Regions from separate parts of the Homo sapiens genome. Here regions 1 and 3 are each linked to region 2. The links are chromatin contacts, found by Hi-C or POLR2A ChIA-PET in ENCODE. All regions are on one chromosome and are shown on one strand. Each heading gives the region's core, a stretch centred on a gene start or an enhancer-like site at or near the end of the contact. The rest is flanking DNA. Distances are from core to core; before and after follow the strand shown.

What was found. A loop is a pair of places that touch in the nucleus more often than their neighbours do. ChIA-PET counts read pairs that join two places held with the same protein, here RNA polymerase II (POLR2A). Pooled maps may share reads with other maps.
Region 1: a loop to region 2 is called in a pooled map, with 4 times the contacts of the local background. The contact joins two enhancer-like sites. A Hi-C loop is called at or near these places in 2 of 37 single-sample maps with no recorded cell type and 7 of 50 pooled maps. POLR2A ChIA-PET finds 5 or more read pairs at or near these places in 4 of 52 experiments (BJ, OCI-LY7, activated B cell and 1 more).
Region 3: a pooled map shows a loop between it and region 2 (5-fold over the local background). The contact joins two enhancer-like sites. A Hi-C loop is called at or near these places in 7 of 50 pooled maps. POLR2A ChIA-PET finds 5 or more read pairs at or near these places in 7 of 52 experiments (BJ, GM12878, HepG2 and 4 more).

Annotation. Positions count from the first base shown.
Region 1 is chr14:71,554,273-71,558,089 of GRCh38, reverse strand. The region is part of intron 4 of SIPA1L1 (signal induced proliferation associated 1 like 1); the gene reads right to left. Among named protein-coding and RNA genes, the nearest start is that of SNORD56B, 160 kb to the right of the region's middle. RefSeq lists a silencer at 1,948-2,047 and enhancers at 2,468-2,527, 2,638-2,697, 2,858-2,917. Within about 2 kb of position 2,294, at least 9 of the 41 ENCODE cell types and tissues checked have a DNase peak (open chromatin) inside an H3K27ac peak, as active enhancers do.
Region 2 is chr14:71,369,345-71,373,613 of GRCh38, reverse strand. All of the region lies in intron 2 of SIPA1L1 (signal induced proliferation associated 1 like 1), which reads right to left. Among named protein-coding and RNA genes, the nearest start is that of SNORD56B, 27 kb to the left of the region's middle. Within about 2 kb of position 1,438, at least 7 of the 41 ENCODE cell types and tissues checked have a DNase peak (open chromatin) inside an H3K27ac peak, as active enhancers do.
Region 3 is chr14:71,140,879-71,144,935 of GRCh38, reverse strand. No RefSeq gene overlaps it. Among named protein-coding and RNA genes, the nearest start is that of SIPA1L1, 180 kb to the left of the region's middle. Within about 2 kb of position 1,500, at least 10 of the 41 ENCODE cell types and tissues checked have a DNase peak (open chromatin) inside an H3K27ac peak, as active enhancers do.

The DNA of each region.
Region 1 (3,817 bases), core at 1,045-3,544, 180 kb before region 2:
ACATACTTAGGCTTTAAATTCAATAAAATATTTTTTTACCTATGTCACCTGGAATGCCAACAAGAATATTACTTCTAAAAGTGAGTTTTTGGTGTAAAAATCATGAGACAACTGATTTAAGTATCACAAACCAACACTTAATAATTACCTACGATGTAAGTTAGCAATATTCATTTTCCAGCAAATTGGAAGCATTTTCACTTCAATGGATTTATATATTTCTAAAAAATTGAACTTGTACAAATTAGAAATATAGCAGTTATCACCATAAACTATGTTGGCAGTCAACTTGAGCCTAATGCTACAATCCATAACTATCACAGGAAAGTAAGGTAGGTTTTTTTATATCAGTTACATCTGAAAAGAGTCACAATTTCTGGGCCTCTTAAAGTATGAACTCACATAGGAGTCAATCATGACTAGTTTAATTTTATTTTACTTTGTTCATTTTCATATTTGTATTCAATAAGGTACTTTCGCAACGATCCAAATGTAACAGAACCACAGATTAACACAGAATTAAACAGGCACTCACATCTCAAGTACCACATCAAAGCCAAAAGTTAACAATTAGTGCAAGTGGCCCCTTTGTGCAGAGAACTACAAAAATACAACCTGTAGTAACCATGATCAGCAGCAAAGTGCTCCTAATTCTCAAATAGTGGATTTCTTTTCTTATGAAATTAATGGGTGGTAAGGACTTAGTTTGAAATTAATAAAATATCAGGGAAAAAATGTGATATCTAATGGGGAAACATTTTCCATGAGCAAAACTAATGAAAGAAATCACAAAAGAAAACATTGACAGATTTGGGTACATGAAACTTTTAAACATCTGTACATTAAAAGGCAAACCAAATACTAGTTTAAAAAATACCATAAATACAACGCAGACTGAATACACTGAATATATGCAAAGATTTGTGAAGGAAGATAAAATACTAAGATTCCAAAAGAAAAATGGGAAAAGAAGTATTAATGGGTATGGTGTTATGATAGCTATATTGGTTTTTGTCCACAGTTCCTAGCTCCTAACTCCCACAGTCCTTGTTATAATGCTGGGGTACTTTAGGCCTCAGGAAACAGAATCTCTCTCTCTCTGACCTCCTGTCCTTTCACCTGCCCAAGGCAGGGCTCTAATCTGATTGTGGATCAAAAGACACTCATTCCAGAGAGTCCTGCTCCATATCCTACGGGAAGGAAAGCTACACAGAAAGGCCAAGAAAAGTCTGAATAGACAGGCCTTGCTGGATTTAGATAATGTGCTTTTTGTCCAATCACATTTCTACACGGTTGTCAACCAGGCCATGTAATAAAACCTCCTTGTATAAAAACCCAAAGGACCAGGTTTGAAGAGCTTCTGGAGAGGTGAACATGTAGAAGTTCTTGGAAGGTGGCACGCCAAAGGAGGGCACGGAAGCTCCGTGCTCCTTCCCTGATACCTTGCCCTACACAACGCTTCATCTGAATCCTTTGTAATATCCTTTTAAATAAATCAGTAAACATGTTTCCCTGAGTTCTGTAAGCTGCTCCAGCAAATTAATTAAACCCAAACATGGGGTTGTGGGAACACCAACTTAAAGTTGGTCAGTCAGAAGTCTGGAGGCCTGGATTTACCAATGATGTCCAAAGATGTAAGGGGCAGTCTTGGGGACTGAGCCCCCAACCTGTGGAATCTGACACTATCTTAGGGTGGATAGTGTTGGAACTGAATTGAGAACATCCAGCCAGTGTACGCTGTTTGGCATGTGGAGAAAAAAACCCACAGCTTTTGTCACAGAAGTGTTTTCTGTGTTGATGATTGTCATGGTGGTATGAAAGCAGAGGAAAGACACGGTTTGAGAGTTTTTCTGAAACAGTAGGCAATTCACAAAAGAAAAAATTGGTTAAACATTTGAAAAATGTTTCTGTTCAATAAATACAATACAGGCACACCTCATTTTATGGCACTTCACTTTATTGCACTTTGCAGGTGTTTTTTTTACAAATTGAAGGTGTGAGGCAACCCTGCATTGAGCAAGTCTGTCAGTGCTATTTTTCCAACAGCATGTGCTCACTTCCTGTCTCTGTGTCACATTTTGGTAATTCCCACAATATGTCAAACTTTGTCATATTATTACATCTGTTTTGGTGATTTCTAATCTGTGATCTTTGATGTTACTACTAATCTTTTGGGGAATGCCACAAACTGCACTCACAGAAGACGGCAATCAATCAACAAATGTCAAACAATCAACAAATGTCGTTTGAGTTCTGACTGCTCCACCCACCAGCCATTCCCCATCTGCCTCCCTCTCTTTGGGCTCTCTAGTCTCTGAGACCACAACACTGAAATTAGAATGGCCTCTAAGTTCAAGCGAAACTTGAAAGTGAAAGGAAGAGTCACAGGTGTCTCATTTTAAATCAAAAGCTAGAAATGATTAAGCTTAGTGAGGAAGACATTTGAAAGTTGAGAGGCTGAAAGCTAGGATTGTACCAGTTAGCCAAGTTGTGAATGCAAAGGAAAAGTTTTTGAAGAAAATTAAAAGTACTACTGCAGTGAACACATAAATGATAAGAAAGCAAAACAGCCTTACTGCTGAGATGGAAAGTTTTAGTGTTCTGGAGAGAAAGAAGATCAAATCAGCCACAACATTCTCTTAAACCAAAGCCTAATCCAGAGCAAGGCCCTAACTCTCTTCAATTCTATGAAGGCTGAGAGAGGTGAAGAAACTCAGAAGAAGAGTTAGAAGCCAGCAGACATTGGTTCATCAGGTTTCGGGAAGGAAGCTGTCTCCATAACATGAAAGTGCAAGCTCACCAGCAAGTTATCCAGAAGATCTAGCTAAAATGATTGATAAGGTGACTACAATAAACAACAGATTTTCAGTATAGATGAAACAGCCTTCTCTTAGAAGAAAATGTCATCCAGGACTTTCATAGCTACAGAGGAGAAGTCAATGCCTGGCTTCAAAGGTTCAAAGAACAGTCTGACTCTCTTATTAGGGGCTAATGCAGCTGGAGACTTAAAGTTGAAGCCAATGCTTATTTACAATCTGAAAATCGTAGGGCCCTTAAGTATGCTTTAAGAAAAATAAGAGGTATTAATTTTTATAAAATGTGCTCATTAGCTACTGGAAGAGTGAAATTGTTGTTTTTTTTTTAAATTAGGAATATGTATCGAGAGCCTTTAAAATGCTTACATACTTTTTTTCCCAGTTATTTTATTCCTGAGTATTTTTTAAGGAAACAATTCAAAAGACAAAATTCTGTGCAAAAAAAGGGTTCATCACAGCATTATTTAGGATAGCAAGGAGCTATAAACAACCTAAATGCTCCCAAACTATGTTTATAGCAATAAATATTATAAAAAGTGTGGTAGCCCAAGTGTAGCAGATCAGGGGAACAAGAATGAAATTCCCAAAACCTCACCAAAAAATTTTATGAAGAATCAAATCACAGGATGTTGTAATTTGTGAACTGTTATCTTTTTCTTATCAATATAGAAGTTAACAACAACAACAACAAGCTCTCTTTATACAGAAGGTCACCTGTGGGAAGTGTTACTCAAGAATGCTGAGAACATCTTCGGTTTCACAGTGGGGCAGAACTGACAGGGAGCTAAAGACTGAAAGCAACAGAAAAAGAACATCTTTTCTCACCAGCCTACATCAGAAAAGCAGATACATTTTTTTAACTTTCTTCTTTAAAAATCTTTATATTTTTTATTTTTAAGTCTGTGGTGTTTAAGTTGCACGATTTTAAGGTCATCTGCTTTTAAATTCAATATCATGGCTTCATGTGTGCAAAGAAAGCAGTAATACTGTTTAAAAAGAAA
Region 2 (4,269 bases), core at 189-2,688:
GTGATCTCAGCTCACTGCAACCTCTGCCTCCCGGGTTCAAGCGATTTTCCTGCCTCAGCCTCCTGGGTTCAAGCAATTCTCCCACCTCAGCCTCCCGGGTAGCTGGGATTACAGGCGCCAGCCACCACACCCAGCTAATTTGCTTATATTTTTAGTAGAAGCGGGATTTCACCACGTTGGCCAGGCTAGTGTCAAACTCCTGACCTCAAGTGATCCGCCCACCTCGGCCTCCCAAAGTCCTAGGATTACAGGCGTGAGCTACCACACCCGTCCAATACTGGTAACTTTTTTTTTTTTTTTTTTGAGACGGAGTCTTGCTCTGTCGCACAGGTTGGAGTGCAGTGGCGTGATCTCGGCTCACTGCAACCTCCACCTCCCGGGTTCAAGTGATTCTCCTGCCTCAGCCTCCCGAGTAGCCGGGACTACAGGCACGTGCCACCATGCCTGGCTAATTTTTTGTATTTTTAGTAGACATGGGGTTTCACCGTGTTAGCCAGGATGGTCTCGATCTCCTGACCTCATGATCCGCCTGCATCGGCCTCCCAAAGTGCTGGGATTACAGGCATAAGCCACTGCACCCAGCCCAACACTGGTAACATTTCAACCCATTCCTTTAGATGTTTGTTAGGAGATTATCTGGAAATTCTAAAATACTATCCACAGTTCCATCCAATCAGAAACATTTCAATTAAATGAAAAATGTTAATATACCTAAGAAAACACTCAAGGGAACTCTACAGATGTAGGCTCCATCCTCTGGAGCAATTTCTCACTGAAGATTTATGTGACCCAGGTACTTATTCCTGTGTTTGTAAAGCATAATCTGTGATTATGCAACTGAATATTACAGACACCCCAGGCCATTCTGTGTTTAAAAGTAAGTGTTTATGGCTATAACTTGCCAAACAACCATAATACCACTTAACCTCGGTTCAACTACTGCTTGAATGGACTTGTTAGGATTACACTGAAATACAAACACAAAATGAATACTAGGCCAAGGAATGTGATGTCAATATACTGAAAGAGGAAGAAAAATTCCTTACATAATGCTCCTTAGTCACTAGGACAGAATGTACATGAATATTTAAATTCTACGTACTGAAAACGTAAATGTAGAACACAGACAGAAATAGCGAATTGTAAATTTTGGAAAAAGAAGTAAATTCCTCTAAGAGGAATGTCATCTCAAAAAACAGCTCCTTGTAGATGGCAATAAAGTATAATGTTGTTTCTGAGTCTATTCAAGTAAATTAATCTGGATACGGGAGAAAAAAAGAAATTGAGAATTTTGTTTAAATGTATTGTTCAGAGCAGAATGCCCAAGGTTTTATTTGAATCTATGCATACTGATAGCAACTAAAAGTCATTACCACCCAATTGCTTCCTGGAAGCTGACTAATTCTGAGTGCACAAGTCTACACAGGAAGGTGAGCCAGCATACTCATTCTCTTCTGTCAGGCAATCACCCAGTATATACTGACCAAAAACATGTCCTTTAAAAAATTAAAACCATGAACGAGACAGTATCATAATATCTGAACTGTGGTTTCTCATATTTTCTAACCTCTTAATAAAATAAAGGGTTCAGCAAATAAGTCTGAGTTCATCAGATTTGTTTCAACCATTCAGCAATCATGTTAAACTTGAGATGCATTAAGGAGATCAAGTAAGGGTTAAGAGGCTGACACCATCACCTGACCTCTAGACTATGCCACTTAGAACTGTTTTATTTTACCACTCAAGTGAAATGTGACACAAGAGTATACAAAGAATACATGTGAAACCATACCTTTGCTTAAACTCCAATTATAGTGAACATTATTGAGAAACAACCATCCATAGCTCCATAAAACACTCAATTATGCCTATAATAAAATAATAATAGATATTTTAATATGCTTTGAAGACTCTGGCCAGGCACGGTGTTGCAGGTCTGTAATCCCAGCACTTTGGGAGGCAGAGGCAGGTGGATCACTTGAGCTCAGGAGCTGAAGACCAGCCTGGACAACAGGGTGAAACCCTGTCCCAACCAAAACAAAACAAAACAAAACAAAAATTAGCCAGGCATGGTGATACATGCCTGTAGTCCCAGCTACTTGGGAGGCTGAGGTGGGAGGATCACTTGAGCCAGGGAGGTCGAGGATGCAGTGAGCTGAGATCACACCACTGCACTCCAGCCTAGGTGACAAAGCAAGACTATGTCTCTAAAAAAATAAAAATAAAAATAAACTTTGAGGCTGCCTTCTGTTACTTTCATCAGTAGAGACAGACCATTTTAATCTTTCATCTTTCATGAATAAACAATCCATTACAGAAATATTGTCCTTATCATTACTCAAGGTAAGGCAACCATTACTACAATTCCACTTCGAAATTCATTTTGATTACCACTGCCCAATGTTCTAACAAGTATTTCTTATTCACACTAATAATACTCAGGATAATGGCTGATTAAATATAAAGTGAACTACTTAGTCTAATAGTATGTCACCAATGAGAAAACAGCATTATTTATCAAGGTCATCCTGTTATTTAATAAATAGAATTAAAGATCAACTTCCCCCATTTAGTGGCCTTTTTCACTCCAAAATACCACTCTTATTATTAAATTCATTTAGTATTTGCCTTTATATTATAGTATTAATGTATATCACTTTTATTATAAGTACTTTCTATAGAATAGATACTGCAGAGCCTGGACTATTTCTGCTTATGTTAAATTATTACTATTTAAAAACAAGATATACAAATATAAATAACATAGAAACTAAACTGTGATGTCACAGACACAAGGTACCATTTATGATTTGGCAAAATCCTGGGCGACTGTTGAGCATCACAGTTGGAATCAAGACCTTTGAATCCTAGATTCATAACTGACCTTGGGCACGCAAGTTGGCCTCTCTGACTCTCCATTTCTAAACGCTTCAACTTCACCTGAGTAACACCCACATGAAGAAATGAGATAATGTATGCTCTTAGTACATATATGTATAATAAGCTCTTAGTAGCCACCAAAAATAAGTACTGCCCCTTACTGTTGTGTTGGTGTTACTACTGAAGGGCAATTATACAGCAGTCACACTAAAGGAGTTACACTTAAGCAATGCACACACCTGTCTTTAAAAGTCTATCCCAATAGTGAAACAAGAATACCACAAAAATAAGAGCCAAAGACAAAAACCACATGATTATCTCAATAGATGCAGAAAAAGCCTTTGACAAAATTCAACAACCCTTCATGCTAAAAACTCTCAATAAATCAGGTATTGATGGGACGTATTTCAAAATAATAAGAGCTATCTATGACAAACCCACAGCCAATATAATACTGAATGGGCAAAAACTGGAAGCATTCCCTTTGAAAACTGGCACAAGACAGGGATGCCCTCTCTCACCACTCCTATTCAACATAGTGTTGGAAGTTCTGGCCAGGGCAATTAGGCAGGAGAAGGAAATAAAGGGTATTCAATTAGGAAAAGAGGAAGTCAAATTGTCCCTGTTTGCAGACGACATGATTGTTTATCTAGAAAACCCCATCGTCTCAGCCCAAAATCTCCTTAAGCTGATAAGCAACTTCAGCAAAGTCTCAGGATACAAAATCAATGTGCAAAAATCACAAGCATTCTTATACACCAACAACAGACAAACAGAGAGCCAAATCATGAGTGAACTCCCATTCACAATTGCTTCAAAGAGAATAAAATACCTAGGAATCCAACTTACAAGGGATGTGAAGGACCTCTTCAAGGAGAACTACAAACCACTGCTCAATGAAATAAAAAAGGACACAAACAAATGGAAGAACATTCCATGCTCATGGATAGGAAGAATCAATATCGTGAAAATGGCCATACTGCCCAAGGTAATTTACAGATTCAATGCCATCCCCATCAAGCTACCAATGACTTTCTTCACAGAATTGGAAAAAACTACTTTAAAGTTCATATGGAACCAAAAAAGAGCCCGCATCGCCAAGTCAACCCTAAGCCAAAAGAACAAAGCTGGAGGCATCACACTACCTGACTTCAAACTATACTACAAGGCTACAGTAACCAAAACAGCATGGTACTGGTACCAAAACAGAGATATAGATCAATGGAACAGAACAGAGCCCTCAGAAATAATGCCGCATACCTACAACTATCTGATCTTTGACAAACCTGAGAAAAACAAGCAATGGGGAAAGGATTCCCTATTTAATAAATGGTGCTGGGAAAACTGGCTAGCCATATGTAGAAAGCTGAAACTGGATCCCTTCCTTAC
Region 3 (4,057 bases), core at 251-2,750, 230 kb after region 2:
CATAGGGAGGGTGGCAGCCACCACCGTCCTGGGGCTCTGTCTTTCAGATGCACCATCCTTGAAGCGCATCAATGTCTTTCTTTTATTTTTTAAACAGGGTCTCACACCGTCACCCAGGCTGGAGTGCAGTGATGAAATTGTAGCTCACTGTAGCCTCGACGTCCTGGGCTCAAGCAATGCTCCGGCCTCAGCCTTCCAAGTAGCTGAGACTACAGGCACATGCCACTATGTGGCTAAACAAAAAAAATTTGTTTGAGGGGCTGGGCACAGTGGGTCACGCCTGTAATCCCAGCACTTTGGGAGGCTTAGGTGGGAGGATTGCTTAAGACCAGGAGTTTGAGATCAGTCTGGGCAACACAGTGAAAGCTTATCTCCACTAAAAATAAAAAAAGTTAGCTGGGCATGGTGGCACATGCCTGTGGTCTCAGCTACTCAGGAGGCTGAGGTAGGAGGATCACCTGAGCCCAGGAGGTCAAGGCTGCAGTGAGCTGAGATTGTGCCACTGCACTCCAGCCTGGGCAATAGAGTGAGACCCCCCCGTCTCTTAGAGGCTGGTCCTGAACTCCTGGCCTCAGGTGATTCTCTCACCTTGGCCTCTTAAAGCAATGTTTTTCTCAACCCAGAAGTTCTCTGAATCCCTGTCATTTAGGTTTTATTCTTGTTTTTATTAAAACAAAATTTTTTAAAGATATAGGGTCTCTCTATGTTTCCCAGGCTGGCCTCAAATTCCTGGGCTTAAGCAATCCTCCCACCTCAGTCTCCCCAGTAGCTGGAATTACGTTTCAGCCACTGCATCTGATTTCACTTAGGATTTTTTTGGGAGATTTTTATCTGACTTCATTTAGGAGTGTTTTTGCAGGGAGTGGGAGGGCGGGGGCGGGGATTTTAAACACAGCTTTGCTGCTGTGCTTCTCTTACTTTCCTACGTGGAAATTAAGCTCACTAAAGGTAGTAACTCAGGCTTTGACCTCTTTCTTGCTCAAGGTCTGAATTATGCAGGCATGATTGATGAAATCATTGGTCATTTAGTGATTGGACTTTATCTCCAATCCCTTTCCTCTCCTTGAAGGTCAGAAGTGAGGAGGTGGGGCTGAAAGTTCTAATCCTCTAATCACATGGTTGATTTTTCTAGTGACCAGCCCCCATCCTGAAGCTATCTAGGGCCTCTCCATGACTCATCTCATTAGCATACAGGACTATCAGTTCCAAGGATTTTGAGGCGCTGTGTCAGGAACCAGGGACAAAGACCAAATATTTATTTTGTATCATACCACAGCAAGCCCCGGATGGCTCAATGTCTTGGGCTGAAAGGAAGGGGCTGTTTGAGTCAGGAGACAAGAGAACAACAGTGGGAGGTGTCCTCTGTGTTCATACTCCCCTGTGTGGTTTGGTGAGCCTCAGGCTTTACAGGATGTAGGTGATGTGGGCCCTCCGTTACCTCATCTTATACTCAGGCTATGAAATGCGTCAGATGCCAGCCTTCTTGTAAAAGTTGGGGAGAGGCTGCTATGGTCAGAATGTTTTTGTTCCCTCCAAAACTCACGTGTTGGAAACTTAATCCCCAATGCAACAGCATTGGGTGGTGGGGTTTACTGGGAGGTGTTCAGGTCATGAGGGTGGAGCATGAGTGGATTAAAGCCAGTCTAAAAAGGGCTTGTGGATGTGGGTTCCCTCTGTTCTGCATTTCTGTCCTGTAAGGAACAGTGATTGCCCCTGCTCCGGAAGATGTAATGTGTAAGGTACCATCCTGGGGGTGGCCCTCTCCAGACACCAAGCCTGCTGGCACCTTGATCTTGGACTTCCCAGCCTCCAGAACTGTGAGAAATAAATTTCTGTTCTTTATTAATTACCCAGCAATTTTTATAGCTGCACAAAATGGTTTAAGACAGAGGTCATAGCAAGCTTCAGTTTTTACTTTTTCCCCTTGCATCTGAACAATTGCAAGCAGAAAGAACAACTGAGTGCTTTATTTCTGCAACCACCATGCTGCTACTGAGTGAAGGGGAAGGAGGGGTAAGAGCTTGCCTTCTTTCCTTGTGTTAATTGCAACATCTTCCAAAACCCAGCAAGGAAGGCATGAAGTGAGCCTACCAAGGCCAGTCTCCAGATGAGGGGACTATAGCTACAGATTGCTATGTTTCCTGTTGGTGGTGGTAGCAAGATTTCATAGGGGCCTTTCTTGCCATTGCTCAAAATGAAATGCATTGACACCAAAGGAAGTGGTGAAACTGTGGGCATTGTATGCTTTAGAAATTTGATATTTGGAAACCTGCAGACCTGAAGAGGCAGTAGCTTCTCCTGAAGATCTGATATCCAAGGGCTACCCAGACAAGGAGCTGACTTGTCAGGAAGTGTGGTGGACCTTGACGCAAAAACTCAAACCACAAATGTTTCACTTCTAAATTTTTGCAGGCTTTGTTATATAGACATTTTTGTTAAGCCCTGTCTAAAACAATAGGATGACTGGGTTCTTTCCCCTCCTCATGGTGACTACGTGCATCTTCTACGAACATTCCCATGTCATGTGGTCAGCTTCCAAGAAAGACTTTACCAATGAGTCTGTTTACAGATTCTCAACCAGAGGACTTACAGGAATGCACAGTAGCTATTTGTTTGGGATGCAGAGGTACATGAGCCCCAGACCTCATCCCCAATCAGGCAGTTGGGTAGGAATGGTGTGGTTACTGATGGTGGGAGGACAGGGATGGTGGGGACTTTCCTGTGGAGGGCCCACCACTGAAGAAATCTCTCTACCTCCTGGTTTGATCCAGGCTTTCCAGGGATAAAATAAGAGGGGGAAACAAAGAAGTAATCATTCCCCAGCCCCCAGTATGCCCCATCTCTGACTCAGCTCCCAGCAGAGCAGTAATAGGTCCCTGCTTATCAGATGGCATCGGAAGGGGGTGGGTGCCTGGGTGGGTGCCTGGCTGTGTGCAGTGAGGAGGTCTCAGCAGCAGCCTCTGAAGCCAACTGCTTGGCTGGAATCTAGGTGCGCTACTCACTAGCTGGGGAACTTACAGCAAGTTACTTCACCTCTTACGCCTCAGTTTTCTCATCTGCCAAAAGGGAGTACTAATAGCAGCATCATTGACAAAAGCTGAAAGGTGGAAGCAAGCCAAGTGTTCATCCACTGAGAAATGCATAAATAAAATGTGGCCTAGACATACATGGAATACTATTCAACCTCAAAGGAAGAGAATCTGGACGTGTACTGCAACATGGATGAACTCTGAAGACATCATGCTGAGTCCAAGGACAAACACTGTATGATTCCACTTAGATGAGGTACTTAGAGCTGTCAAATTTGTAGAGATAGAAAGTAGAATGGTGCAGGTCAGGCGTTCAACACCAGCCTGGCCAACATGGAAAAACCCTGTCTCTATTAAAAAATACAAAAATTAGCCAGGCGTGGTGGTGTGCACCTGTAATCCCAGCTACTCGGGAGGCTGAGGCATAAGAATCACTTGAACCCAGGAGGTGGAGGTTGCAGTGAGCCAAGATCGCACCATTGCACTCCAGCCTAGGCAAAAAGAGCAAGACTCCGTCTCAAAAAAAAAAAAAAAAAAAAGGAAAGTAGGACGGTGGCTGCCAGGGGCTGGAGGAAGAGGGGAATGGGAAGTTCTTGCTTAATGAGCATAGTTTCAGTTTCGCAAGATGAAGAGTTCCAGAGATGGATGGGAAGATGGATGCACAACAGTATGAATGTACTTAATGCCACTGAACTACACACTTAAAAATGGTTACGATGGTAAATGTTGTGTATGTATATTTTACCACAATTTTTAAAAATAAATAAGGAGAAATATTACCCACCTCAGGGTTGTTCTAGGATTAAATGAGTTAATTCACTGGTTCTCTACCAGGGAGCTTTTGTCCCCTCCACTCTGCCCCCCAGGGGACATTTTGTTCCCGGACCAAACTGAGGGTCAGGCTGCTATTTCTCGCCACCTAATAATGAGATGCAGATGAACTGGGGAGGAAGAGAGGTTTTATTTTCTGCAATCGGTTACAGGGAGAAGGCCTGGAAATTATCACCAGACCAATTCAAAATTACAAA